7 separate regions of the Homo sapiens genome follow, and regions 1, 2, 3, 4, 6 and 7 are each linked to region 5. The links are chromatin loops, found by intact Hi-C in ENCODE. Cell type or tissue: PC-9. All regions are shown on one strand.

The links. Peaks named below come from ENCODE experiments on the same cell type or tissue, not always from the same donor. Only the 100,000 strongest peaks of a DNase experiment are listed, where the experiment ranks them.
Region 1: a loop joins it to region 5, with 8 times the contacts of the local background. A loop is called at or near these places in 5 of 110 quality-filtered maps.
Region 2: a loop joins it to region 5, with 13 times the contacts of the local background. A loop is called at or near these places in 3 of 110 quality-filtered maps.
Region 3: it touches region 5 in a loop (8-fold over the local background); 5 of 110 quality-filtered maps call a loop at or near these places.
Region 4: it touches region 5 in a loop (7-fold over the local background); 4 of 110 quality-filtered maps call a loop at or near these places.
Region 6: it touches region 5 in a loop (2.9-fold over the local background); 4 of 110 quality-filtered maps call a loop at or near these places.
Region 7: it touches region 5 in a loop (4-fold over the local background); 3 of 110 quality-filtered maps call a loop at or near these places.

The regions. Positions count from the first base shown.
Region 1 is chr9:115,260,448-115,264,447 of GRCh38, forward strand. The region is part of intron 2 of DELEC1 (deleted in esophageal cancer 1); the gene reads left to right. It overlaps LOC105376233 (a long non-coding RNA gene), which reads right to left and starts at 2,096. Exons shown (of 3, transcript XR_930267.3): 1 at 1,945-2,096. In PC-9, no CTCF peak of the experiment used is centred here; DNase peaks (open chromatin) are centred at 2,174 and 2,704; H3K27ac peaks cover 1,418 bases.
Region 2 is chr9:115,023,339-115,027,338 of GRCh38, forward strand. TNC (tenascin C) reads right to left here. Exons shown (of 28, transcript NM_002160.4): 26 at 3,196-3,357; 27 at 635-798. Among named protein-coding and RNA genes, the nearest start is that of TNC, 93 kb to the right of the region's middle. In PC-9, no CTCF peak of the experiment used is centred here; a DNase peak (open chromatin) is centred at 1,893.
Region 3 is chr9:115,119,121-115,123,120 of GRCh38, forward strand. LOC124902255 (a long non-coding RNA gene) reads left to right here. Exons shown (of 3, transcript XR_007061746.1): 3 at 1,836-3,424. It overlaps LOC101928748 (a long non-coding RNA gene), which reads right to left. Exons shown (of 6, transcript NR_110950.1): 5 at 3,677-3,752; 6 at 419-588. Among named protein-coding and RNA genes, the nearest start is that of TNC, 3.0 kb to the left of the region's middle. RefSeq lists an enhancer at 1-135. In PC-9, no CTCF peak of the experiment used is centred here; a DNase peak (open chromatin) is centred at 2,161.
Region 4 is chr9:115,232,221-115,236,220 of GRCh38, forward strand. DELEC1 (deleted in esophageal cancer 1) reads left to right here. Exons shown (of 8, transcript NR_163556.2): 2 at 956-1,116. Among named protein-coding and RNA genes, the nearest start is that of DELEC1, 92 kb to the left of the region's middle. In PC-9, no CTCF peak of the experiment used is centred here; a DNase peak (open chromatin) is centred at 2,071; H3K27ac peaks cover 472 bases.
Region 5 is chr9:115,371,245-115,375,244 of GRCh38, forward strand. The region is part of intron 4 of DELEC1 (deleted in esophageal cancer 1); the gene reads left to right. Among named protein-coding and RNA genes, the nearest start is that of DELEC1, 230 kb to the left of the region's middle. RefSeq lists an enhancer at 1,650-2,849. In PC-9, no CTCF peak of the experiment used is centred here; DNase peaks (open chromatin) are centred at 1,597, 1,907 and 2,327; H3K4me3 peaks cover 583 bases; H3K27ac peaks cover 3,168 bases.
Region 6 is chr9:115,275,922-115,279,921 of GRCh38, forward strand. All of the region lies in intron 2 of DELEC1 (deleted in esophageal cancer 1), which reads left to right. Among named protein-coding and RNA genes, the nearest start is that of DELEC1, 140 kb to the left of the region's middle. In PC-9, no CTCF peak of the experiment used is centred here; no DNase peak of the experiment used is centred here.
Region 7 is chr9:115,522,370-115,526,369 of GRCh38, forward strand. No RefSeq gene overlaps it. Among named protein-coding and RNA genes, the nearest start is that of DELEC1, 380 kb to the left of the region's middle. In PC-9, CTCF peaks have their summits at 2,279 (motif pointing left) and 2,478; a DNase peak (open chromatin) is centred at 2,312.

The DNA.
Region 1 (4,000 bases), 110 kb before region 5:
TTTAAATGGAGAAATAATACAAAGTCCAAAAATTGCCTTGGTTTGGGGATACCGGCTTTTAAAAAGATCTCATTATTCCTTCTTTTGGTGATTAGTATTTCGTGCTTGGTGGGTTAAGAATAAATGAGCTGGAAATACCGTTGTTTTAGTCCATTTTGTGCTGCTATAACAAAATACCTGAGAAAGGATAATTTATAAAGTAAAGGAATTCGTCATAATTCTGGAGGCTGGGAAGTCCAAGACTGAGGGGCTGCATCTGGTGAGGGCCATCTTATTGCATCATAACGTGATGGAAAGCATCACACAGTGAGTGAACTCATGTAAGAGAGAAAGGGAGGTCTGAACTAACTTTTATAACAAATCCATTTTGGTGATAATGAACCCACTTCCACAATAACAACATTAATCCCTTCATGAAGGCAGATCCTTCATGACCTGATACCTCTTAGAGGTCTCACCCTGAAACACTGTTACATTTGGGCTAGTTTCCAACATGCGAATTTTATAGGACACATTCAAACCATAGCAACCATTAATGGGTATATATTGGTGAGGTTTCTGATATGAATAGCAAATATGATATGTGTATTAGTCCATTCTCACATTGCTATAAAGAACTACCCGAAACTGGGTAATTTATAAAGGAGAGAGGTTTAATTGACTCACAGTTCTGCATGGCTGGGGAGGCCTCAGGAAACTTACAATCATGGTGGAAGGAGAAGCAAACATGTCCTTCTTCACGTAATGGCAGGAAGAAATGCTGAGCAAAAGGGGAAAAATCCCCTTATAAAACCATCAGATCTAATAAGAAGTCACTCACTATCATGAGAAAAGCAGCATGGGGGTAACCACCCCTATGATTCAATTACCTCCCCACCAGGTTCCTCCCACAACATGTAGAAATTATGGAAACTGCAATTCAACATGAGATTTGGGTGGGTACACAGCCAAACCATATCAATATGATATAGTAGAAAGAACATAGGGTTGGAATTGCATATAACTTTATTCAATATCTGGATCTCTCACTTATGAAATGTACAAAACAGTTACATAGATGCTTTTGTTTGCAAATGATATATAGAGTAAGAAAAAATAATTTTTCCATTAGATTTGCTGTTCAACACTTCACATGCTTTTATTTCTCCCTTGAAGGTCTTCCCCTTCTTATATACTCAGATAATGTTTGCTTAGTCTTTTAAGCTTAATTCAATATTTATTTCCTCTGTGATGACTTCAACTATTCCTCTCCCCCAGGAAGAATGGGTATTCTCTCTCTGACTCCCAGATTACTTCACACTATTGTAAATATCACACTAAACTGGAATAATTTATCTTCCCAGATGTATCCCTAGTTAGACTCTGCCAAGATTGGTCTTCATATCCACAATGCCCAGCCTAGTGCCTGATATCCTGTAAGTGTTCAAAAGTGTTTGTTTTGATATACTGGGCCTATATAAATAGAGTCATTTTCAGAATAAATTTACTATTGCCTGAATTTTCTGGATAATTTTGCCAATTAGTCATTGGTGATTGAATCACAGAGTCAAATGCTAGAATGCCAGATCTGACTCATCCAACTCATCATTTCTGTTCCATCTTTATAGTTATCATCATATCCACCTATCCCCTCCATTGGTATTAATATTTTCTTATGTTGAGAAAATAACATAAAAACTTAAGAACAACTGTAAAAACTGAATTACTTTACATTCATTCTAAGAACTTATGTGACATCAAGTGTATGAGATGATAATTATCTTCTAGTGCACATTACAATAATTTATAACTGCTGAAATGTTTAGAAGTTTGTCCATGTAGTACCCATAAACATTTTACATATTGCCAGTGAAACACAGAGTGTTTCCCAAAGAAACACTTAGCTTTGGGTCTTTCTTACTTACAAGTGAGGACTTTACATGTTCAGAGAAATAAATGTCTAACCTGTGGTCTCACAGCTGCAGATCCTGGACAAAAATCTTCGTCTTCTTAGCTGGCCTTCAATGACAGTTTTATGAATTAAGCCAAATATGTACATTTCCTTGGTTCCTCAGCACTTTGAACAGCCTTTGTCATTGCTTCAGGCTTTTGAGGGTAGGGTGAAAGCAAGACACTACACAGCTCCCTGCCTGTGCCCTAGCAACCAAGCACAACACAGATGGCCAGCCTGGCAATCTGCCCAGCAGACACTGATTGCATACCTGGTGGTAAGACACAATGGTGTTTGCACAGTGTGGTTGGCATTTATAGTGATAGGCAATGAAGACTGCATCCTGTGCCTTCAGGCCAGTTTGCTGGTTTCCAGACCAGAGGCAATAACTTTCCACTAGTGTAATGACAACTTGTCTCTTGCAGCTGGATCATGTTAGGAGAGTAGGAATTTTATTTTTGCTCCCTTTTCAATGGTGCCTTGTAATAATAGGGTAGTATTTTCCCAATATGTTTCTTGCCAGTTGTACACATGTATTGGCTCCTGAAGCCCTGAACATTCATTGGCATCAAAGAATGGGAATGGTCCCTATTTATAGGAGAGCAGTCCCCATTCTACAGGTGAAGAGAATACACCTTATACCAATCCAAGAAGCATTTATTATATGCCTGTTATTATTTGTTAAATTGAGTGAATGACTATTGTGTATAAGCCATTCTACCAGGCCTTGGGCATAGAAAGATACATAACATAAGCATGACTCAAGAGGCACTCAGACCAGTAGATGTGACAGACATTTAAACTAATAACATGATGAGTGGTCTAATAGAGGGGTGTACCTAGCACTGTGGGAACACAAAGGAGGGGGCTGTTAATCCTTCCTAGAGGTTAAAAATGAAAGCTAAATTGATGCTGAACACTGCATCCAGGGATATGCATTATGGCAAGTTGGTGAGAGCTCTTGTTCTGCTGCCTCACGAATCTGTGTTCAAGTTCCCACTTTGCTAATTACTCCTTTTGTAGTTTTAGGCAAGTCTCAAAGCTTTCCAGATCTCATTGTATATATAATGGAGACAGAGTTCATGCCTTATATATGTATATAAAGTGAGAACAAAATGAAATACTCATTATAAAGTGCTTAGCATTTTTTTCTGGCATCTAGTATGTGTTTAATAAATATTAGCTCCAGTTGTCATTCTTATCATTATTGTTATTATGTGATGATGATGTGGGTTGCCTTGCAGGCAGACTTATGATGTGGTATTATCATTGGCATCAGAATATGCTGGCTACAGATTCACCCTTGAGTTTGACTACCTATGTGTCTTTGAGCAGAGTCTTCACTGTTCTGAAGTGATTTACTTTACATGACCAAGATGGATAAGTAGGCCACTTATCATCATCTCCTAAGATTCCTTCTAAAAACAAATCTTTTGAACAAGGTTGGGCATTTCCAGAATTTTGGTTCTTTTAGAATGTCTCATTAAGCTTTCAGAGGCATTACTCATTAGGTTTCAGATATAACATGTTTTTGGAGAAATAACACAATATGATGTGGCACATTGCATTTTCTGGCGTATGAGCCAAATTTGGACTAGTTGCACAATCTCAAGATGCATGTAAGACTCGGAACTTGTGTTCTGATGAAGCAGGAAAAATGGACAGATGTTGAGCTAATGTCCAGGAAATGACAAAAGTTATGTTTGAAGAAAATAGCTTCAGACAGGGGAATGCTCACGGTTAATGGGAATCCAATGTAATGGATGTTGTACAGGAGGGAGATGTGGAGTGGTGGTGGTGCACAGTGTGCTGTGGATGCGCAGAAGTGAGTTCTTCATCCTTTCTGGGGTGTTGGAAGGTGAGTTTGGCAGAGCCATAAAAAGATGAATCAGAGTCACCAAGTGGAGCAGATGAGAAAGGATAGCCCAGGCAAAGGGAAGAGAATTGCAGCTACCTGGAAGAATTGGCATATGTTTGGGGAATGGTGAGATGCAACTAGTTTGGTGTATCTGGGGAAAATTGTGTCAGAATAGACTGGAGAAATTGACTGGAGTCAGATTGCAGGAAGGG
Region 2 (4,000 bases), 350 kb before region 5:
GGCAAGGCTCAGAGTAAGGGAGATTACTGAATTTGATCCGTTCGCCTATTTCTAAAAGGGATCGAAAAAAATCTGTTTCTGTGATTGTAGAAGTGCTAGAGGTGTGTGTGGTGCAGGGAAAATGCCAGGGGCTGGAAGTGGGGAGAGCTGGCTCTGCTGCCAACTTCACTCTGTGACCTCAGGAAAGTCAGCTTTTTCTGGGCCTTGGTTTCTTCACAAAAGGAGGAGATTTAAAGTCTGTGGACTTCATTTTAAGGTGTTCTTGGGATTCCAAAGATGCCCCAGGCCAGGGGTTCTGTGTCATCAACCCTGCTTCACCTAAATGGCCTCCACTTTTATCTGCTTTACTTTTGGGGTTCAGACAGAGATTTTGTCTGAGTAAAGCGTTCTGTTTTTGGAATCCATTTGACCAGTGTTTGTCCTTGGGACTGTCAAGGGTTAACCTGTGCTGTTTCTATTTTACCTGGCCTGCAGTGTCCTTGAGATTGCTCACTGCCTTGGGAAAAACATGTTGTCATACAAGTAAGGTTCCTGCCTCCTAGTCTCTGCTAGGATAGGGAGTTAAATTGTACTTCCATTAGCCCCCTCCAGCTTCCCAAGCTTGGCCTGCTCTGGGCCCTCACGGTCCACTCACCTGACTGTGGTTATTGTCCCCATATCTCCCCATCAGGTTGACACGGTGACAGTTCCTGTACCAGAAAGCCCCTTTGTAGGACAGAGCACAGTTGGTGATGGCTGAATCTGTGTCCTTGTCAAAGGTGGAGAAGGATCTGCCATTGTGGTAGGCCATGGAGTCACCTGGGAGAGACAGAAAATATGGACCTGAGAAATCTCAGCTGAAATTTCCCTCCTGGACAGTAAAGGGCAGAACCAGAGGTGACAATTGAAAGGTTCTGGGTGTGGGACTGGCCTTGAACATTGATCCCAGAGTCAGCATTGAATGCGGAACTGAATGGGACATGAGTGTCACCCCAGTACTTATTTCCGACAGAAGCAGCATAATGTGGTGGGAAGAGGGCTGTGGCTGGCTTTGGAGAGTCTAGCTTCGAATCCCATCTTTTCACTTTTTAGCTGTGACCTTGCACAAGTCAAGCATCTTGTTGAACCTCAGTTTTCTCATCTATACAATGGAACCAGCACTTTGATTCTATATACTGAGTAGTGCCATTGTGACAATAAAGGTGTATGCTAAACAGGTGGCATGGCATACAAATACTTACTATGATTGTTATTTTTATGACTTTTCTGCATTCCCTTTCTATAAAGACCTCAGAGAGTAAGGTGAGAAGTATGCATTTAATAATGGCATGCTTTTCTCCCACATACAAATATTTATTAGTCATAATTAAGCCCTTCAGACATTAGATGTCCCTAAATAGTCTCTGTATCACATAGTTACTTTTTAAAGTATTCATCAGACCATGTTCCGTGATTCTTAGACAAGAAGCCCATTAACATGTACTACTATTTGGAAATCTAATTTGTAATTTAATATATTGAATTTTTGAAGCATTTCAGTACCATTGCTTTGTGGGTCTCCTCACTCCCAATCCAGACAAGTGCTGTGCACAAACATTTCAAGACTCTGAGGCATTCTACCGTCATAATTTGGAGCAAGTTGTCAAAGGAACCCAGATACCTTTTTAACTGATGATGCTACCCAGAGCATGAGGACGGCACGTAGATATTAATGAAACAGGATGCTCTCCTGCAGAAGGCCTGGGTGCAGCCAAATCACACAAGAAAATGCAGCCTTACAAACGTTATCTCAGTAAAGGGAAATATTATGGCTCATTCCTCAATGGAAGCACAAAGAGAGAGGAACAGAGGCCACATTCCTGCTGCTTAATGAATTTGCTTGCCCTGTAACATTCTTCTTCTTGCCTGAAGCCATCTCAACCAAAGAGGTATTCATTTCCAGGTAATAAAATGCCAACATTCTTTGAGGGATTCAAGAACTAAAGCAATGTTTGCCCCTGGGTGTCTCTCTTTATTATCACTAAACTGCCATCTCAAAAGAGCTTTGTGCCTCCTTAGGCTCAGCCTGGCTTTGGCAACCTTTTATCTGGAGACTTTTCACCTTATGGATGTTTTCTTTCAGGGCTCAGGGAGGCTGGAAACGTGCCAAGCTTCTATCTCTTCTGCTCTCACAAACATAACAGAAAGCCACCCAAAGTGGGCATGGGTTGCATGGGGGTGGTCCACACTCTCAGTCCTGACCCTTCTTTGTCACTGAGAACATTGTCGGATGCAGTTTTCTGCAGCCAGGATTGCATCCACCTTCTACAAGCTGTTTTACCTTGGACAAATCACTGAGCTCTTCTGAACTTCTTTCCTCCTCTGTATAAAAACAACGTCTTCATAAAATGGTTTTATGAGGAATAAATAAGATGAATGCAGGTGGAATATCTACAAAAGAGGATGGTACCTAGTAGGGCCTTAATACATGTTGTTTCCTTATTTATTTCTCCTCTTATGTGGAGCCAGGAAACCACACAAAACCACTTCAAGTCCAAGAAATCTTCAAGACTGGAATGAAGGTTATGAGCCAGACAAGGAATGCAGGGGCCACTTGAGAGGTGAGACCTTCTATTTATGAGGATGCAGGCTGAGACTAGATGACCACATGGCAGGGATGTCTTGGAAGAGATTCAAGCAGCTAGGTGATGGAGTGGATGGTTTGCTACTCAAGCTGTGGTCCACAGACCAGCAACACCAGCTATATTGGCATCACCAGGGAACTTGGAGAAGATGCAGAATCTCAGCCCCATCCCAGACAACCTGTGTCAGCATCTGGAGATTCACAAGATCGCCAGTGGGTCCATACACCCAGAGTAAATTGAGAAGTGCTGGATTGGATGAATATTAAGGCCTTTGGGGAATTTTTTTTTTAATCAGTCTACAACTGATATCTAAAACTGGGTAAGAAAGACACACTTTTTTTGAAAGATGGTCATTAGAAATCAATCCTGATTGCCCTGATTCCCAACATACTCAATGTTTCAGGACCCAAATATCTACCCAACACTTTTGAATTGTAGTTTTTCTGGATTGGCACTCAGTAGGTACTTAAATATTTGTTGATTTAATAAATTGCTGGATTAATGAGGAAGGAATGAAAGTTAGAGAAATAAACTGTAAATGTCAAGAAGGTCTCCATGGCTTTGTAGGCTCTACGTGCAGCCACTACTGTACCTGCTGTCCCACTGTACCCCTCCACCTTCAGCTTGTAGCGAGTCTTGGCATCTCCCACGCTGAACTTGTCATAGACAGCAAAGGCTGTCTCCCCATGGTCCCGCAGGTCCACCCGGAGCTCGTACTGCCCCTGGGCTGTGATTTTGTTCAGGTTGTCCAGCCCTGTGGATGACAGGCAAGGGTTGCTAAGAAGCACAGGTGACTGAGGCCCTCATTTCTATTTCACTCTGTAAAAGCGGCAACTGGGTACACTTAAGACAGGGCCAACTGGGCCCAGTGGCTCATGCCTGTAATCTCAGCACTTTGGGAGGCAGAGATGGGGTGGGAGGGGGTGGGGGTGGGGGTGGTGGGAATCACTTGAGGTCAGGAGTTCGTTATCAGCCTGGCCAACATGGCGAAACCCTGTCTCTACTAAAAATACAAAAATTAGCTGGGTGTGGTGGTGGGTGCCTGTAGTCCCAGCTACTTGGGAGGCTGAGGCAGGAGAATCGCTTGAACCCGAGAGGCAGAAGTTGCAGAGAGCTGAGATTGTGCCACTGCATTCCAGCCTGGGTGACAGAGCAAGACTCCATCTCAGAAAGCAAAAAAAAAAAAAAAAGGGCCATATCACACAGGCCTGTGCTTGAAGCTCAGTCTTGTGCTTGCTGGAGTAATACTAGGCTCAGGTAAAATCGGGTTGACATTTTTGCCCCACTTCCAACCTCCCAGTGCATTAGTGAAGATCCAAGGAGATAAGGTGGTGAAAGTACTTTTTAAACTCTAAAGTGCCTTACAGGCCAGGCACGGTGGCTCACGCCCATAATCC
Region 3 (4,000 bases), 250 kb before region 5:
CGTGCCTAGAGACTTCTGAGCCTGCCGCAGAGCATAGTAGTTTGTGACAGTGAAGTAAAATGAAGCATTAAATGTAATTCAAAACGCAACTACCATTGAGCCCTCCCTTATTAAGTCTATAATCAGGTGCTGTGCAGGGTACTTTATGAACACTATTTTTGTTCACTATTTTTATTATATCCTTGTAACCAGTAAGTAGGATAGACACAAGTGTCTCTTTTTTACACAAGAAAACTGACGTTTAGAGAAGTAATGAAACTTTACCAAGGGAATACACCTGGGAAGTGTTTATATTACAACACTGGGCTCCAGAGATCTATTACACGTTACTGTTTAGGAATAGGGTATGATGATATTTAAACAATGTTTTATGCTGTATTAGATTGTTAACACCATTTGTGTAGAAATCACAGCCATATTTGAATATGGAAAATATATTTATTTGCTCCATAAAGCTAATTAGGAGAGATCTTTGATTTTTAAAAATTAACTACTAATAATGGAGGTCTCAATTATCCACTTATTTTCAATATTAAATGATATCATCCCCACAGTTATTATTGTTGCTGTGGGCCTCAGTTTCCCCATCTGAAAAAAAAAGCAAGACACGATTAGGTCATCCTACGGTTGCTTTGGCTGTAGTATTTTAGGATTCTCTGCTAAAGTGACCCTCCCAGACAGCAAGAAAGCCCATAAATAGTCATGTCATAAAACCGCTCATTTGAACTTTTGATCCATTTTGGCTGATTCAAATGTTGGTTGTTTGGGAAGTTTTAAATTCTGTGCTTTAGCCAAAGGATATTTCAGTAGCATGAAGCTGTGTCTCAACCAGCAGTGAGTGGTTCCTACTGAGTTAATCTCTTGGGTTAGGGATTAAAATATTAGAATAGTGTACAATATATGTCATATGGTATATAAACTATATTTGTATAGAACATATAATCAATATATTTATAATTCTATGTGAGTTTTTAAATAAGACAAGAGCGCATGCTAGAAAACTAGATAGATATGGCTTTTTCGGGGAATGTCTCAAACTCGAACTCCTCTCCCCAGTTCTTTAGGATTCTACAATCGTTGATTAGTGTCTACCACAAGTGGTATGGTCAATCACAGGGAAACTAAGCCAAATATGACCAGGCTGGCCCTCAAAGCAGGAAAAGGCTAGCAGAGGTGACAAACAAGAATACTATTATGGGTTAAGTTAACAACTATCATATAAGTGTATTCTGATAACATAGAGAAGAGATGATTTATGCATTTTTAGGAGAGGCTACTTGTAAAAGGCATTTTCTCCAAAAAGCTATGTGGCATCTTAAGCTTTTTGGCATTTGAGTAAGGAGTGCCCAGACGAGGACGTGTTTTCCATCCCTGTACTGTTCGCAGCCTCTGTTTCTGGTAGATGGGTCCATATGCACCAGGTACTCTACAATACCCAAACTTTGTTCATGCTAGGATGATGCCCTAGGCTCCTCACCTCCATGCCCTCACATCTATTTATCATCCATTTCTGATCTGACTTCACTATGGAGCTTCCTAAATGGAAGAAATCCATCTAGGAAGAGATGTTTCTATGCACTATGGCATTTGTAACTCTATTAGGACATCCATTGCATCTACATGGTATAATTACACATGTGCATGTCTAGATTTTCCTCCTAGATGCTAGGCTTCCTGAGGCTGGTGATCACACTTGCTTTTTCTGTACCTGGCATAGAGCCTTGGGTATCATAGAAGCTCAGTAAATGTTTATAGAATGAATGAAGTAATGGAGGAACAAATAAATGTTTGACATGTTGTGCTTTATAATTAAATTCTTCCTTTTACAACCATAGAACCTGAAAAGGAAACTGGATTATTGTGTCCAATGCTTCCATCGCACAGATCAGAAAGTGGGGTGCTGAGAGGAAGAATGACTTGTCTGAAGCCACTATGCCTGCTTTCCAGGAAGAAAACTGTCACAATCAGAACTGAGCAACCAAGCCACACTAGACATTACAGCAGAGGAAGTTTATGGAAATGAAGAACCATTTTTCCTCCTGTTTGGCAGAGGCCATACCTCTTGGCATCTAATCCCTCATGGTTGCATCCTTCTGAGAAGCATAAGCACTTTTTTCCACTTGAGAGGGTAGAATGAATGCATGTAAACACCACCCCTGCACAGAGCTTCCTGCCAAAGACTGATTTTGTTGTTGCTTGTTTGCAGTTCTTATTCAGGAGTTGCTGGTGGAGGCTGTGGTTTAGAGACCAGAGGAATGTCATGGTTTGCCTCAGGTGAGATCATTCTCATTTCTTTAAAGGTCTGTTAAATGTAATACTTTTTCTTCCAGACAGAACAGACAATGAGTGGAATTTTGGCCAGGACTAGTGCTGAGGAAGCTGAGTGTCCACTTCCCCATGGAATCCCCTGCTTCCTACTCTGATTACATACTCCTTCACTGTTCCCAACCTTCCTCCTCCTCTTCCCGGGATTCATCTCATCTGGTGTGCTAACTCCAGTCCAAAAGTCTCATGTGACTCCATAATTACCAGAAATCTTTTCCAAAGCCGGGATGGATCTCTGATCCCACACAGTGGGCCAGTCATTTAATTAAATGCATTTTGTTAGAGTCAAGGTTTCCCAACTTGCTTGCAGATCATTGTTGAGTGGTCTTTTCCAACTCTTCTTGCTTTTCCTTCGACAACAAAGGACAAAATCAAGTTCAAAGACCATATGGAGTGTGTGGCAAGACATATGAGAGCTTCTCTGATGGATGGACTATGGCAATTTAGCTGCGCCATCAACCAAGAAGTCATGCCTGGTCAGCACAGCAGAGTGGAGAGCATTGGTTGAGTGTCTAAGTCTTGATGCTGCATCAACTCGCTGTGTGACTTTGGGAAAATCGCTTTCCCCGCTGACACACAGGGTCCTGGTTAGCAAGTGGGGAATTCCCAGGGATTATAGCAACTCAAAACTCTCAAGTAAAATCTTTAAAGAAATAATTTAGAAGTCTCCAAGCCTTTGCACATTCACTTCCCTAGGAAGAACCCTGTCTTATTGCCATGACAAATTCCTTTATTATTTTTTTCAAGAGTTCCTTCATAGTGCTTCTTCTAACAAAGTTTTATGACCCTCACATCCAGAGAGAAGGGCCTCTCCTTCATGCTCATCTACACCACCATTTTTTAACTTTTAGTATGTTGCACATTTTATTTCTCTTGCCTGTTTACCCTGCTAGATCATGGACACCTGAGGGTAGACACTGTGCCTTTCCATCTGTTTGTCAGCAGTTCTCTTTGTTGCCAGCATCTGTTGATGGCTGCTGCCTATGTCATGTTATTTGTTAATTATTTTGAATATCATTCCTACATATCATAGTGTTTAGAATAGCATACGACCTGTCACAGATTTTGGAGGTAAGCAATAAAGGCATTCTTGAAGTGACTTTTATGAAATGATTAGAGACCTTAATTGTTATCATCAATTTACTCATTCATTTGCCCAGCTGGTCTGTGAGGACTCCTTGAGGCCAAGGACTGTGCTTTTCACCTGTACAGACCCAAAGCACTTGGAGGTTGATTAATGTTCCTATGAAATGATTGACTGATCAACTAATTGGCTGCATAATGGAAAATATATGATATTAGCACACAGTCTTGGGTTCTATTTGGCCCAACTGCTTACAATGTGAATTACCTTGAGAAAAGCATGTCCCCTCTCTGAAGCTCCTCCTCTTCTTCTTGGGATTCATCTGGTTTCCTGTTTTATAAAACTGAGATAAAAATCTGTACCTTGAGTACCTTTCAAAATTGGTATGAAGACCAAGTAAGAGGGTGTAAGACAAAGTGCTTAGTAAGCTGGGATGCCCTATGTAGAGTTTTTTGATGCTAAATGATGTAGTTCCCTTCCCCGCCCCCCACCCCCCAAATCCCAACAAAAAGCTCAATCTCTGCATAGCTATATTGTGTTTATGAAAGCACGGAACCCAGCTTCTATCTGAAGCACTTCTGGGCTTTGCAG
Region 4 (4,000 bases), 140 kb before region 5:
GTTTCTTCCTTCCTACCTACCTTCCTTTCTTCCCTTTTTCTTCACATAGATTATGTCTTCTCTCATCTGGAGCCTTTGCAAATATTGCTTGTTTTATGCTTTCACAAGAACATGAGTGATTTTTAAATATGTAAATCTGACCACAACTCTCTCCTGCTAAACCCTGAATGGCTCCACATCATAGTTAGAATAAAATTCAAACATCTCACCCTCCCTATGTGGCCTTATGGAAGCTGGCCTTGCCTTCCTTCTTCACACAGTTTTATGTCCTCTTTGGCCTCCCTGTAACAGCCATAGTCACCTTCTTTTTGTGCCAAGAACCTGCTACACCTGCTCTGAAAGTCAGAATTTCATGCTAGCACTTCTCTTTGTCTGCAGGTTATTGGTTCCCATCACTGCCTGGCTGGTTTCTTTTCCTCTCTGGTTTCAACTGAAAAGGAACTTCCTTAGAGAGGACTTTTTTGTCCACAGAATCTCAAGTAGCTTATTTCCCCTGAAGTCTGCTTTATTTCCTTCATGGCACAAATAACTTGTTGATATTTTGTTAATAATTTATTTTTGGTCAGCTGGCTGAAGAGTTGACACTATAAGATCAAAAATCTTGTCTATCTCATTCAAGACTCTATCCCCAGTGTCTCAAACAGTTGTTCCTAGAACATACTAGGTACTTAGGACTTGTTTGTTGAATGAATTAATGAATTAATTAATGAACAAATGCTTGAACATCTATTACTCAGCTTTTCCTTTCTTTCACATGAATAACTTCTATGTATCTTTTAGCTGCTTATTTAAACATCACTTCCTCCTGGAAGCCTTTCCGGACCCTGGAGGATGAGCTAGATGATCCTCACCTGTGTTCCCTTAGCAGCCAAATAGATGACGGGATTGGGGAGATTAATTGCACCTGTAAAATGATAGGCCTGGATGAGATAACAATCACTCTTATCTCTCCCAGCCCTGAACACTCTGCGGCTTCTCTGAGAAACCCTATCGAAGGGGATGTGGAATCCCAGAGCTACTCTTGCTATCAACTCGCCGCATGACCTTGGGAAAATCATTTCACCTGGTTCAGCAATGATTTACTGAGCTATTGAAGGCCTTACTTTCCAGATCCAGGTAAGATTGATGATGCTGAAGTCTTATTTCCTCTCAACTTCTCGTTTTCCCCTTGACGATATTCTTTTCAGGAGCAAAAACTGTAACCTGTACATTGTTACATTCCTGGTGCTTAGCTCAGTTGTGAGCAGTTGAGTGATTTTAGAAACTCAGAATAAATTATTTATTCTCTTGCTAAAAATATGACGTGCTTTCTAGGTAGTCACTGTACTGGCCTCTATGTTAAATTCTCTCAAGGAGGAGAATGGAGAACCATTAATCAAATGCCTACTAAGTGTTAGTGTTTTACACAAATATTCTTCTTGTATTCTCACAAAAGGCCTTAATAGGAGTAAACGCTGACTCCATTTTATAAACGTAGGAATTGAGGCTCAGAGGATAATTATCTGGTCGAGCTAGAAAATAGGAGTAGTGTCCTAACTCTACAATTTCTGCTCTTTCCACTAAACCACGGCTGTACTCCCAATGGTAGGGAATGAACAACAGGGCTCTCCTAATAATTTTATTAGCCATTCTCAAATTAATAGCTCCTCTGCTGGCCCCTCAGAAAGGGGGCTTCATTTAGAAGTCTAGCCTCACAAGTAAGAACAACTCTGGTTCCAGGTACCTATTGGGAAGTGGCTGATTGAAGCCAGTGTCACTCCTTGTCAGGCCCCAATTGGCTTGCCCCTTCCAGTAGGTCACTCAACGTCTGACCCCAGCAGTGTTTTCTAGCAACTCTATTCTGCCCATAGATAAGGGAAATAAATGGAGAGGCATTCATAGCTGGCTGGTGATGATTTGTTTGTTGAAAGAAAGGGTATTGGATGCAATTCTGAGTGTACTGGTGCCAGGTTCTTTCCTCCTTGGCATTTAGGTAACTGCCAGGGCTTGTGTCTGATCTTCATATTCTCCAGTCTAGGCAGGAACCAGCTTGGTCAGGTTGTTCCCTCTGCTGCTTGACACCCTGCTTGACCTCTGCTGACTCATCTACCACCCTCTCTTAGCATCCTCATAAGTTACTAATGGAGTTCAGGGGGAAGAACAGCTGCCAGAAATATGTGGGCAAATGAAAGTCCTACATTTTAAAGACAAGTTAAAGCTGAACTGTTCCGGATAAACCAGCAGCTTTGTCTTCCTGTCGGTCCTCTCTAAATACTCAGTGTAAAAACTGCTGCCTTAGTGAGAACTCTTCCTCACTCTGGAAGGAGCTTTCTCTCCTTCCACAGAGTCTCGCCCTTGGATAGTTACACGTAGTCGTCCTTTCTTTTTCATTGTTGATGGGGACAGATGTCAGAGAACCGGGGTACAAGTCAAGACACCCGACTGGAGGACCTACTCTAGTTACCAACTCGTGGCATAACCTTGGGAAAGTCATTTCATCTCTTTCAACATTGATTTACTGAGCCATTGAGTGGTTCAAATATGTAGTGGTACGCATTGTAATCTTAAGACGTTTCTGACTCTCTCTCTCTTTTTCTTTTTTCCTTGGGAAGGTTCTTGCTCTGTCACCCAGGCTGGAGTGCAGTGGCATGACCATGGCTCACTGCAACCTTCACCTTTCCTGCTCTTGAACTCCTGGGCTCAAGCAATCCTTCCACCTTGAGCTCCCAAAGTGCTGAGATTACAGGTGTGAGCCACTGCGCCCAGCTGACTTTTTAATTTTGCTATTTTAAAGCTATATGAAAAGACAGAGAAAAGTGCCCACAGTATATTAAGTAGGAAAAGCAAGTTGCAGTATAGTCATTAGAATATCATACATTTGTTCAAATGCATGTTTTCATATCATGTATTGTTTTCATAATTTAAAATAACTACCAATACATCATAAGCAATCTTTAGTAAGTTTATCATTTGATTGCTCAATTTATTCCAAAGCCTGTATGACTGTCTATTTAATATTAGATGTTTGAGACACAGAAAACACAAAAAAACTCATTGTCCTAGAGGAGCCTAAAGTTTATAGAATTTATGAGGACTTATGTTTCATTTCTAAAAGATTTTGGGAAGTTTTTCTGTTGAGGTTGGGCTGCCTCTGTGTCTGATAACTAGGAAGAACACCAACAGCTCCTTTTCTACAAGAGGTGTATTGTTCCCATTCTCTTCAGTGCCACATCCTTGCTTTAGTGCTTCCACTGACCTTGTGCTTCCTGAACTCCTACGTAACCTTAGTTTGTGTCAGTAATGTAGTACTTAACAATACAGCATCTTCTCTCCTTAGCCCACCTCCTCACCATCAGCTCACCTCCTCACCATCCTTTCTTTCCCTAGCCCACCCCAATCAGTTTCTGTCTGCTCTGTTCCACTGAAAATTTTCTTGTTAAGGTTACAATGTTGAAGATGTTTTGCTAAAAAAAACCAAAAGGCCAAAATCCATGCTTGCAACAATTCCAAGAAATTGGTGAATTGCTGAGGATGCTGCCTTTCATTCTCTGGTCCCTGCTTACACCTGCAGTCTCACCTCCACTTTGCAGCTTTATTGTGTCTTTCTCACCACCAAACCTTCATTCATGCTGCTCTCTCCCTGCCTGGAATGCCCAGCTTCTTCATCTCCAATTAGAAAATTCTCGCTCACTTTTGCAGTAAATGCCTTTCTGTTTTATTTCTCCCAAGCCTTTTTTTTTTTTTTCCAGTTTAGGTATCATCTATTTCTTCTTTCCAGAGGACCCTAATTTCTCTTTGGGGAATTTTATCTCCCCTATTGTTGGCAGGGATACCCTGCTGATCTTTAATCTAACTCATTTGGTACAGTCGTAGAATGGGCATTGACCCATGCTAGGCCAACTGGGCTTTTTCCCAGGAGAATGCATAAAATGTATGGATTCATTCATTTCAGCAGGCCATCTGGGTCCAGATATCAGGCCATTTTTGCCTCCAACACCGTCTAGTGTTACCTCTTTTCTAT
Region 5 (4,000 bases):
ACTAAAAATACAAAAATTAGCTGGGCATGGTGATGTGTGCCTGTAATCCCAGCTACTTGGGAGGCTGAGGCAGGAGAATCACTTGAACCCGGGAGGCAGAGGTTGCAGTGAGCCCTGATTGTGCCACTGCACTCCAGCCTCGGCGACACACCGAGACTCTGTCTCAAACAAAACATAAACAAACAAGAAACAAAAGAGATTGGTTTGGAAAGATAGTTGATACCAGATCTGGAAAGGCCTTTAGTGACAAGCATTTTCCAAAATGTATTTTTCAGAATGTTAGTGAGTAAAATATGAAGAATGATTTGAGTAGTCAAGTAGATTTTGGAAAAACTGCGTTATCAAATTTTAATTGCCTCGGTTCCACAGGATTTCGATTTTTAGAGGGAGGCACGATGTATCAATTATAATAAACCTTTTCGATCACAGAATCTCTTTTTGGTAGACTATCTTGTAAGACTAATATTTTGTGACATGGAATCTTAGGCAATGAGGAACCATTAAGCAAGAAAGACAAATGATTAGACTTACTTTTAGAAGTACAAGCCAGAGATGAGTTCCAACCCACATCCCAGATTTGACCAATTAATAATGGCTGGCATTAGTGCTATCATGAAAGAAATTATGAAACTTCATCTGAACTTATCTAGGAAAAGGTAGTGATTGATTAATAATGTCTGCTGTAGAGTAAAGGATATAGAGGTGTGTCTTAGTTAGTTTGGACTTCTATAACAAAGTACCATAGATGGGTGGCTTAAAGAACCCACACTTATTTATCATATATCTTCCAGCCTCCTATCTGGAGGCTGGAAGTCTAAGATGAAGATCCTTGCAGGTTTGCATCTGGCAAAAACCTGCTTCCTGGTTCATAGATGGCCATCTTCTCTCTCTGTATGCTCACATAGTGGAGAACAGAGAGAGGAAAAGCAAGCTCTCTCATCTCTTTTTTTTTTTTTAAAGGCACTAACCTTGTTCAAGGGGATTCCACCCTTATGACCTAATTACCTCCCATAGGTCTCACCTCTTAATGCCACCATATTGGGGATGAGAATTTCAACATATGAATTTGGGGGGAAGGCAAACCTTCCACAGCAGGGTGTGATGGTTAATTTTGTGTATCAATTTAGCTAAACTATGGTGCCCAGTTGTTTGGTGAAACAGTAGTTTAGATGTTGCTGTGAAAGTATTTTGTAGACACGATGAACATTTACAATCAGTTGACTTAAAATAAACGATATTATTCTTGACAATGTGTCTCATCCAATCAGTTGAAGGCCTGAAAAATAAAACTGAAGTTTTTCAGAGAGGAAATTCTGCCTCAAGAGTAACGAGGAAATCCTACTTGAGTTTTCAGTCTGCTGACCTGCTCTGCTCTGTAGATTTTGAATTTCTAGCTTACTGGCTTGCCATCCAAATTTTAGACTTATCAGTCCCTACAATCATGTAAGAAAATTCCTTAAAGATAAGTGTGTGTGTGTGTGTGTGTGTGTGTGTGTGTGTGTGTGTATGTGTGTGTGTGTGAGTGTGAGTGTAGGTTCGGTCTCTGGAGAACCCTGACTGATACAAGGGGTGACAACAGCATGATGGCATTTGATTTTGTTGCTTTAGGTGAAGGTTGCAAGTTGGGTTACAAAGAGAGCTTGGGTGCCTGAAAGTGGTGTCAACACCAAAATGGAAAAGATTTCAGGAGAAGAAAGTTCAGATTTGGAACTTTGTCCTTTAGATGTCACCTGGACAAACAAATAGACATCCTTCAGAAGAACGTTCATTCAGAGCTAAGCAGAAGTCAGCATTATTTCCAGTGTGCAAAGATATTTTGAAGAGAATGTATATCTCCTTTAGGATCCTTCAACAGATACGCCACCTGTTTGCCTGCAGCAGTTTCCTGAGGCTGCAATTTGGAACAAATGCCTCTAGTGACAGGGAACAAAAAGAGTTGCTTTGTCCTGAAAGGAGGTTAAGAGTCATTTGAGGCTGACTATTCAAGACACACCTGAATGGGGTGTGAATTAAGAGAAAGGAGGGCCAGGTGTGGTGGCTCACTCCTGTAATACCAGCACTTTGGGAGGCCTAGATGGGAGGATTGCTTAAGCCTAGGAGTTTGAGACAAGCCTGGGCAATATGGTGAGACCCCATCTCTAAAAATAAAAGAAAAAGGAAAGAAAATAAAACAGAAAGGAGGAAAACGGTTATAGAAAAAGGAGAGGAACATCACTAAGCGAAAAGCTGAATGGAGGTGAGTCACTGGGCATGACTAAGCCATGACTAAGACCTCCAGGGTGATAGATGAAGGTCTCACCACCAGGAGAGTGGAGTAATTATTAATGCATGTTTGCCTGGTGAGTTATTTAGTTACAAAAGCCACAGCAGAGGCTCTTCATTGTAACAGCTCAACAATCATATATAGAGTTCCCGCAATGCAGACACTCACTAAACACTGGGGTCACACGGGGGAAAGACACAAGTCCAGCCTCATTTTGAATCAGTCTTTTTGTGTGTTTTAGTAGCTTCCCAAACATAACTTTGTCTTATCACTCATAGATGTAATGAGGTAGCTTGATTCTATTTATTCAACAAAGACTTATTGATTTCCTACAACAAACCATGCACTGTTCTTGCTATGGGGAATATAGTAGTGAAGAAAATTGGCTAAACTTACTCCTTGCCTTCATGGAGCTGACATTCTCATGTGGGTGACAGGAAATACCATGATAAATAAGTAAACTACACAGTAGGATCTGTGGTGATATGTTAGAGAAAAAAAATAAAGCAGCTTTATCAATCAAGAGAGGTTAGGCAGCCAACATGCAATAATTAACAAACTGGAATCTCAGTGACTTTTCCACTCGCCTAATTTTCATCGTGGGCCAGAAGGGGCCTCTGCTCCCACAACTTCACTGTCTTCCTTGCTCTAGGACTCTGACTATAGAGCAACGAATATCTGTGCTATTATAGGGGAAAAAATAAAAAGAGATTTCTGCTGGGTCTCACCTTGGGGAAGCAATGCTCAGCCTGAAATTGATGCACATTATTTCCACACATCATTCATTGGAATGAACTGATTAGTTGGATTGACCTAAAATATGGAAGCAGGAAGTACAGTTCTATCATGTGTTCAGACTGGGGGAAATCCTGTAAATATGGCAAACAAAAATAGGGTCATTTAGGTCACAGTGAGGACTTTGGCTTCTCCCATGAGTAAAATGGGAAGCCATTGGAGACTGTGAACAGTCGAGTGAGTGCAGAATGAGACAGACTTTTGTTGAGATCTTGGCTCTGTGACCCAGAACATGTGATCTATAAATTGGGGCAACAAAACCTACCTTATTAGATTGGTAGTAAGATTCACTGAGATATTTGTGTAATGCCTGGCATAAAATAAATTTTGGCAAAATGACAATGATATATTGAATTTCCTATAAACCTATTTGTTTCATCAAATGAGGATGAATTTCCCCCAAAGCAAAAACCATGTCTAATTCATCATTGAATTCTCAATTCCTAATACAAGATTGGACCCACTTCATTCCCCTAATATGTGTACTTCATTCTCCACAGGATGGCTGAGAGGAGGGAAAAGATGCAGAGAGCATCTGTGTATCCTTGCTGCTAAGAATTCACCTTTTTTAAAAAAGGGAGCTGTCACCTTGAATAAAAAAGGCTGAAGCAGCAATTCATAAGCCACAGTTAATGATCAAACTCATGGCAAGTCAGCTTTAGAATCCAGTGGAGGCATGTTCTCTGTGGCCTTATGGCTTGGGGGACTGTTTGGAATATGGTTAGCTGTCACCTTATATTTCTGATATAAGCTATGACATGCCTGTAGCTGACACATTTGTCCGCAGACTCTTTGTTCAAAGAGAAAGGTATACCACAGTTGTGCTAGTAATGGTTGCAATGCCTAGGGATAGAATTACGAAGAACTTGAAAAATCTTGCTCTTAGCATGTGTCACCATAATGAATAGATCGACGGTACAAGGTCAAACTTAATGCACAATG
Region 6 (4,000 bases), 95 kb before region 5:
AAGTCTTTCCCACTCTTCCCTCCCCGCCACGACCTACAGTCAGAAGCATTAGGAATCTACCTGGTACTCTATTGTGGTAGAGTTGGCACCCAGCCCACAAGACAAAGTCTTTCCCACTCTTCCCTCCCCTTTCTACAAGCAGAGGAGTTGCTCCCAGTGGCAACCGCCATCCCAGGCCCGTGGCAAGTACTGCCTGGCCACTGCTGATGTTCACTCAAGTTCCAGGGGCTCTTCAGCCAGCTTGTGGTGAATGCTGGCATGCATGGGACTCTGCCTTCAGGGAAGTGGGCTGTCCTCTGACCCAGAGCACATCCAGAAAGGCCATCCACGAGCCAAGTCCTGGAATCAGGAACCCCAAGAGCCATTTTAGTGCTCTACCCCTCCGTGGCCAATTTGGTACCAAAGTGTGGGACTAAGTTATCTTTTTTTTTTTTTTTTTTTTTTCCTAAAGCAGAAGGAGGCTTTCCTTGTAGTCACCACAGCTAGGAAATACGCTGGGTCACACCTGAAGCCAGCACATCTCTGAGTCTTACTTGAGGCCCACAGTGAGTACTGTCTGGCTACTGCAGCTGATTATTCAGGGTCCAAGAGCTCTTTAGTAAGCAGGTGATAAATTTTGCTAGGACTGAGTTTTTCCCTTCAAGCAGTGGGTGCCTTTCTGGCCCAGGGTGTGTCTAAAAATTTCTAGGAGCTATGGCCTGGAATGGGGACCTCAGGACTCTGCCTGGTGCTGTATCAAACTGTGGCTGAACTGGTATCCAAGTTCCAAGACAAAGTCCTTTTTACTCATCCCTCTCTTCTCCTCAAGTGGAAGGCAGGGGCTTCCCCCAGAGCTGTGAGCTGAGTTGCCTGGGGTTAGGAGAGGACTGGAGCAAGCCCTCCCTTGGCTGCCCCAGCTAGTGTCTCACTAGGTTGCATCCCACCCACTGACCAAAACCACGGGCTCCAAGCCAAGAACAGCACCAGGACTTGCCCAGGAATTTTAGTTGTTGTGGCTTAGACTGCCTTTCAAGCTTATTTAGGACCCCATACCCCTTTAGCTCATGATAGAAAGGCTTGCTGGAACTCAGGTTCTGATTTCTGGAGCGCTTGATTCCTTTCTCACTAGGCCTGGTCTAAATGCTCCCTCTGTGGGTGCTGGTGCTGGCTGAGTTCTGCCTGGTATTGCTTTCTGCTGTGACAGGGCAACAATGGGTTCCAGTGCAAAGTCCCACAATCACTGCACTCTCCCTTTCCTAAGCACATAGGTTCCCTTTCCATGCCACATGGCCGCTGCCAGGGTATGGGTGAGGGGTGGTGACAGCAATTCAAGACTGTCTTTCCTACCCTCTTCAGTGCCTCTTTCAGTGATATCAAGTTAAAACCAGGTACTGTGATCGCTCAACTGATTTTTGTTCTTATGAAAGTGTTTTTTGTGTGTGCAGAGTTGTTTAGTTTGGTGTTCCTATGGGGAAGATGATTGGTGGAGCTTCTATTTGGCCATTTTGCTCTGCCTTCTCCCTATAAACTCATACATGGGAATGGCAGTAGTTATGTACTCAAGAGCTCAAGGTCCTTCCTTTTCACTGATAAAACGAAGTAAGCTCGTGGTTGTGATATGTGAAATTCTAAATCAAGGCAGTACTCCTTCACTTTCTCCATCCTGCGTACACCTTGGCTTCTAATTAGCCTAGCAGATCTAGAGCTCCCTTTACTCAGACCCTGAAAGTGAAACAGTGTAATGTGAACTTTGGTGTTAGACTGGGGTTCAAATAATGCCTTGGCCATGTCCTAACTGTGATATTTTCAAGTTTTTTCTTTTCTTTCTTTCTTTTTTTTTTTTTTTTTTTTGAGACAGGGTCTCACTCTGTGGCCCAGGCTGGAGTAGAGTGGCATGATCTCAGCTCACTGCCACCTCTGCATCCTGGGCTTGGGTGATCCTTCCACCTCAGCCTCCAGAGTAGCTAGGACTACAGGCGCACACCACCACACCCAGCTAATTTTTCTATTTTTAGAGAAAGAGTTTCTGCATGTTGCCTGGGCTGGTCTCAAACTCGTGAACTCAAGGGATCTGCTCGTCTTGGCCTCCCAAAGTGCTGAGATTACAGGCATTATCCACCATGCCCAACCTTTGCAAGTTTTTCCTATTTTCTGATCTTATTATTTTTTTCCTTTATAAAGGTAGTGACATCTACCCACAGGGTGGCTATGAGGTTAAATAAGAGAGAAAGCTTTTAGCCCAGTGCCTGGAGTTCTCAAGATATAGGAGCTATTACTATAATTATTAAGTTCATTATCCCCATCAGTCCCAGGAATCTATTTCCAGCCACATTTCACCCAAATGTGAGATCCTTTCCCAGGAGTCTGTGTGTTCTGCATGGCTGAGAAGGCACCAGGCTATTCTCTGCTCCCTTAGAAAAGGCATTTTCACCATCAAATGGCTCTACTGAATCAACCTAACATTTTCCCCTCCCCTGCCCCCTCCGTGCTAACTACATTTTGGCACTTCTTCAAGGGGCTTTCTGTAATGAGCAGGTTCCCAGAGAAAGCTGTTTCCTGAAAGGCTTATAGCATTTAAAAGAAAACAAGTTTAGGGTCTCAGCATTCTTGCTTTTGAAGAAAGAAAGAAAGAAGCTTAATCTGTAGGCCTGGCAGCTGTAGCAGGAGCCTCAGGCTTTCCTGATCACAAACCTAAAGAACCACCATCTCATCATGCATGCTATTTCTCAGCTCCTTTGCAACTTCATTCTGGCTTGCCGATTTGCCTGGGGAGGGTTTGGTGGGAAACCCAACCTCTCCCCTAATTCTTTGTTCTTCAAATTAGAGCTGGGTACTGTTGCCATCCCAATCAACACAAATAAACCCTTTTCTTACAGTAGCATGAAATATAGTGGCATGAGTGTGGGCGTTGTTTCTCTGACAGGTTTAGAGACTTGTGGTGTAGTGAGGGGATGTACATATATGGGGGCTAAACAGACTTGGGTGCTGGTCTCCCACACCACAACACAGCTGCGGCACTTTGAACAAATTATTTATTCTCTCTTAGCTCCATTGTCTTTCTTAGTTCAACTGAAATCACTGTGTCTACTCTGATTGTGCTATGAATACTACATATGGCAATGAACATTAAGTGCCTAGCATAGTGCCTTGAATAGTCTATGTACTTAATTAATTTTAATCCATTTATGAGCTATATATTCATTCATTTGATGAAATGTCTCCTGAGCTCTTTGAATGTCACACAGTGTTAGGCATTGAAAATAAAGAAAGTAAGCAAGTTGGACATGGTGTCACTGCTTTCATGGTGGGTACAGTCAGTGAATCTATGTTTTATACATTGGGTAAGGAGAGTTGAAGATAAATGACCAGAATGACATAGTTAGTCATAAAACTGTTAAAGTTGTATGGGACCTCGGGGACTAAATAATCTCTGTGCAAATTAGAATACATTGTATAGCAAAGGGGAATAGTGATATATTTAAAATCACATGGAAAGCCACCGAGAAAACTGGAGCTTAACTCATAATTAAGTACTTTTCTGCATTCTCTGCTCTCAGGAAGGTTATAGTTTCACTGACAGATGAAATAATTTGTGAAGAGAATGCATCAGTATGTATTATTTTGCAAAACAAAACAAAAAAACCCCAAAACCAAAAACAAAATAACCTAGAAGGATCTCTACTTTTAGGGAGTTATTGAAGGGCAATTTGTATAAAAAGGGAGACCTAGATCTAGGCCTTGATGGATGATGAGTTGGGATTGAACTTTCTGGGCAGAGAGAAATGCATGAAAAACACTGCCATTTGGGGAATTCTTCCTAAGATGCTAGAATTTTTTTAAAATACAGTTTTAGTGCCACAGGTATTTTCTCTTAGAAGAAGCTCTGCTTAACATAGATATTTGTCTCAATGGGTAATAAATTACAAAGAAATGGCACTACATGCATAGATCTGTCTTTCCATGGCTTTCTGGATTATGAAAACATTACCCCACAGGAAGATTATATTACATCTCTGATCTT
Region 7 (4,000 bases), 150 kb after region 5:
TAAGCATGGCTGCTGGCCTCTTCTCTGTTCATTCTACTCATGAACCCGATGCTCTGGTCATGTGGAATTCCAAATTTGATATGCTAAAAATGAAGAAACAAAACGAAATGATTCCTTGTATATTCTGTAAGTTGATTCCCCACATCCCCACACAGATACAAGGCAAATGCAAAACACTCAGCTAAGAATTCAGCCATCTCTGCCTTGCACATGTTTCCATTGCCCAGATTTCCTCTTTTGATGGTTGTCCGGAGTTCACCTGTTCTCAGCCCTCCCTCTTCTGGGAAGCCTTTTCTGATTTTGGTGCAGCCATCAGTGAGATCTCTTTTCTTTGTACCCACAGCAATCTACAATTCCAATATTGCTTTAACCTCTACAAACAACCCCTTGAACTCAGAGTGAAAATAGAGTCACATTTGTTGGATGTTTCCAGTTGATCTCTCAGGTCCCCAGATGCTTCATGACTGCATACATCACTCCATCCTATGACTTCATTATTGTACAGTGTTAAATTTTTGGAGTACTCTCTCAACAGAAAAAAAAAACTGTTAAAAATGAACAAGCAGAACAACCATCGCAACAACAATAAACACAACATGAGCTTATGAAATCCCCAACCTCTAAGATAAAGCAAGAGGAGGGGTGTCAGATAAGAGCATTTCTCTCATTGCTTTCAGCTGCCAAATCTGTCCCTTTAGAAACTGCTAATCTCTGCTCTGACAGGCCATACGGCTCATCTTGCCACAAGACCTCACTTGTCCAATTGTCATGCCACCTGCCGTGGTTCTTCAAGGGAGAACATGCTTATATATTCTTAGCTGAGCCAGGCAAAGAGGTCCCCAATGTGGAGTTCTCTATTTGAAAATCCTCATACTCAGCTCTCTCAGGTATGTAGCCAAGTTATCTGCTAGACCCAAGAATTCTGGTCAAGGAAGTGACTACGTCTGCTATATCACCAGCCTAGAATCCCTGTGCCCTTTCCTTCCTGGGAATTGACTTAAGGGGGCAGGCAGATTTTTCATGCACAAAGGATCAGACTGCCCTTCCCTTATATAATGGGGTGACAGTCTCATCCTTCCAAGAGATGTGTCCTTAGTTCCTCAGTTTTCTTTTATGGAACTCTAACCTCAGTGACAAAAGAGTGATTTATCTTTCCAGTAGAGGCTCATCATGGGATTTCAAAATATCTACATGTATGTTCAGATTTGCAAAGTACCCTATTCTCTTTTTCCCCAGTTCTAGGAGAGACTGCTCTTGATGAATCAAAAATGGTTTCCTGGCATGTGTCTTGTTGAGAACAGAAGGAAAAACAAAATTTAATCACTGGCATATATCCCACCACAATCAATTTCACGATTCTATAATGCAATTGCACCATTTCTTGCTAATATGTGCTATTAGACAGCAGATTTGTTGAGAGTGGGAATTACATCTTACCTATAACCATTAAGGCATTACACCTTAATTCTATCCATGCACAGTTTCTAAGCTAGAACCTGCTGCGGAGTTGCACTCTAGTGATTTATTTATTATTTCACTAAAGAAAGAAGACTGAATGAGTGCATGGATCTCCTCCTAGAGTCCTTTCTGGGCACCATGTTCAAAATGAAAAAGGTCTTTTATCTGTGGTCACCAAAATTATATTTCTGAAAAAGATGCTGAAGTTTGTCTTTGATAAGCTCTCTTACATGTAATTACCTATGTTCCTGGCTATCTTTTATAAAGCAGCAATAAACTCAAGATTGTCTAATAACAATACCAGTGGAAGTACTATGTGCAAAGACCCCTTGGGAATCCCAGGATGGAAACACCTTCCATTAAAAAAGGTAACAGTCTCTTCCTTGGCAATACAGGATAATGGTGATATCAGAATATTTCAGAACGTATGTGCCTACTTATCAACAGGTATCAGTGTGAAGACACTGTGTACAGGTTCTGGCTCTAGCTCTGCTGCCAACCTACTAAGCTAGCTTTGATAAGTCTTTGTCCATCTCTGGGGCTCAGTTTCATTTTCTCCAAAAAGCAGTGGAAGGAATGTATTATCTCCGTGATCACTTGGAAAACCACATCCCTGCTTATTAATCTCCTGGAAGCTCCTATGGATTACGTACCTAAAATCAGACATGCTGGTCTAGCTCACAGGCCCTTTCCCTCAACACTGACCCTCATCTGACTGGTGGGCCAGCCAAGACTTAATATTTACCATTATGTTGTGTCCAAAGAGAACTGCTGTGATCTGGTAGTGGGGATTTGGAGTTTTCAAAATCCTGAACAGTGGCTCTTTACTGCTCCCTGGTGGTATAAGTGGGCTTCTGATGATGTCCAAAGAAAACGTTTTCTCTCTGAGATGTAGACTCCGCTCTTATCTTTTGGAAGGCTTAATGAGCCAAATATGTAACATGCCAGCACAATGCCTGCTACCAAGTAGCTGCTGAATAATGCATATTTATTTGTCCCTTCCAAAGGAAATTGGCTACAGATAGTTATGTTTTGAAGATTCTTTAAAAATATTACCATTATAGAGTAGGAATTTAGAGCATACAATAATAATGATAATGATAATAAATAATAATAGCAGTAAATCATGGGTATTTATTATATAACACCAAAAAAACTAAAAGTAATCAAGCAAAAGAGGGGTATACAAACTCTGAAAAAAATGAAAATTTATGTATTTGCTCATTCTTTTATTTATAATTTGTGAAGATGATAGGAATAAGGGGAGTCTAACACTTATTAGAGTCTATATTTTTCCATGTTTTCCATGTTGATATTTAACACCTAGAAAAATCTAATCATGCAGAAGTGAATAGCCTCATTCTACATAGGAGGGAACTGCGGCTCAGGGAGACAAATAGCGTGCTGAACGTTCCAAGAGCAATGTGTGGCCAGCATCTATAATTTAATCCAAGTATGCCTTGCCCCAGACCTTTGCTGTTTCTAACATATCATCCAGCTTTCTGGGGGCTTTAAAATCACTTCATCGTCTACCCCTTGAAAAGACGGAGAAACAATGACTCAGAGAGAGATGCTCTTTCTCCAGTGGTATGCTGGTAAATGTTTACCAACCAAGTCAGGGTGGTGGTGGGCAGGGACCAATCTATGGTATTTGCTGATTTCTCTGTTTAAAAAATACTCTCATCATGATCTATTTTATTGAATGTGGAGTTGGAAAGTAACGGGCTCTCGTGTGCTGGCAGCACATGACTGCTCCTAAATTTTACAGTGACAGCTTACAAATATTTATTGAGTATCAACATATTCCAGACTGATGTGAACAAGAACTCAAGTGTCTGGGCCAACTCCAGCTCCCTTCTGCTTTCTGGCTCTGGACAATAGAATCTGAGATGTCATTCTGCTACAACCTCACCAATTGGCCATTTTAGCCTCTGATTCTGCCCTTTTCCTATGACTCTGACTTCATGATATGAGAATATTTAGTATCAAGGTGAGGTGGCAAGACATTCATAGAGACTTAAATGAGTCACTGTCTGCCTATAGTAATGCCCCTTAGTATGGGAAAGAGATGCCCCTCTCATGGTGTGGTACCAATCAGCATCAGGATCTCTGCAATATGCTTATGCCAGTGGACTCTATGCTTCATGAAGGCAGAATATCTATCTTTTTATATACAGTTGCATTTCTAGAGCATAGAAAGATGGACTGATCCACTGTAGGTACATAATAAATAATTGTTGATGGCCAGGATATTAGAATTTCACTGTTTATATAAATTGCTTATTATTCTATGATTTTGGAAAGGACATTTAAAACCTCTGGAAGTCAGTTTCTCTATCATTGAAATGAAGAAAATACTAGCTACTATGAAAGTTTTTATAGGATTAAAATACTGTACATCAAGTTCTAGGTACATAGTAGAAAATAAACAAAGAAAATTATTCTTTTCCTTCTCCTCCTTCTCCTCCTCCTCCTCTTTCTCTTCCTCCTCCTTCTCCTTCTCTTCCTCTTCTTCCTCCTTCTCCTCTTCTTCTTTCCCACT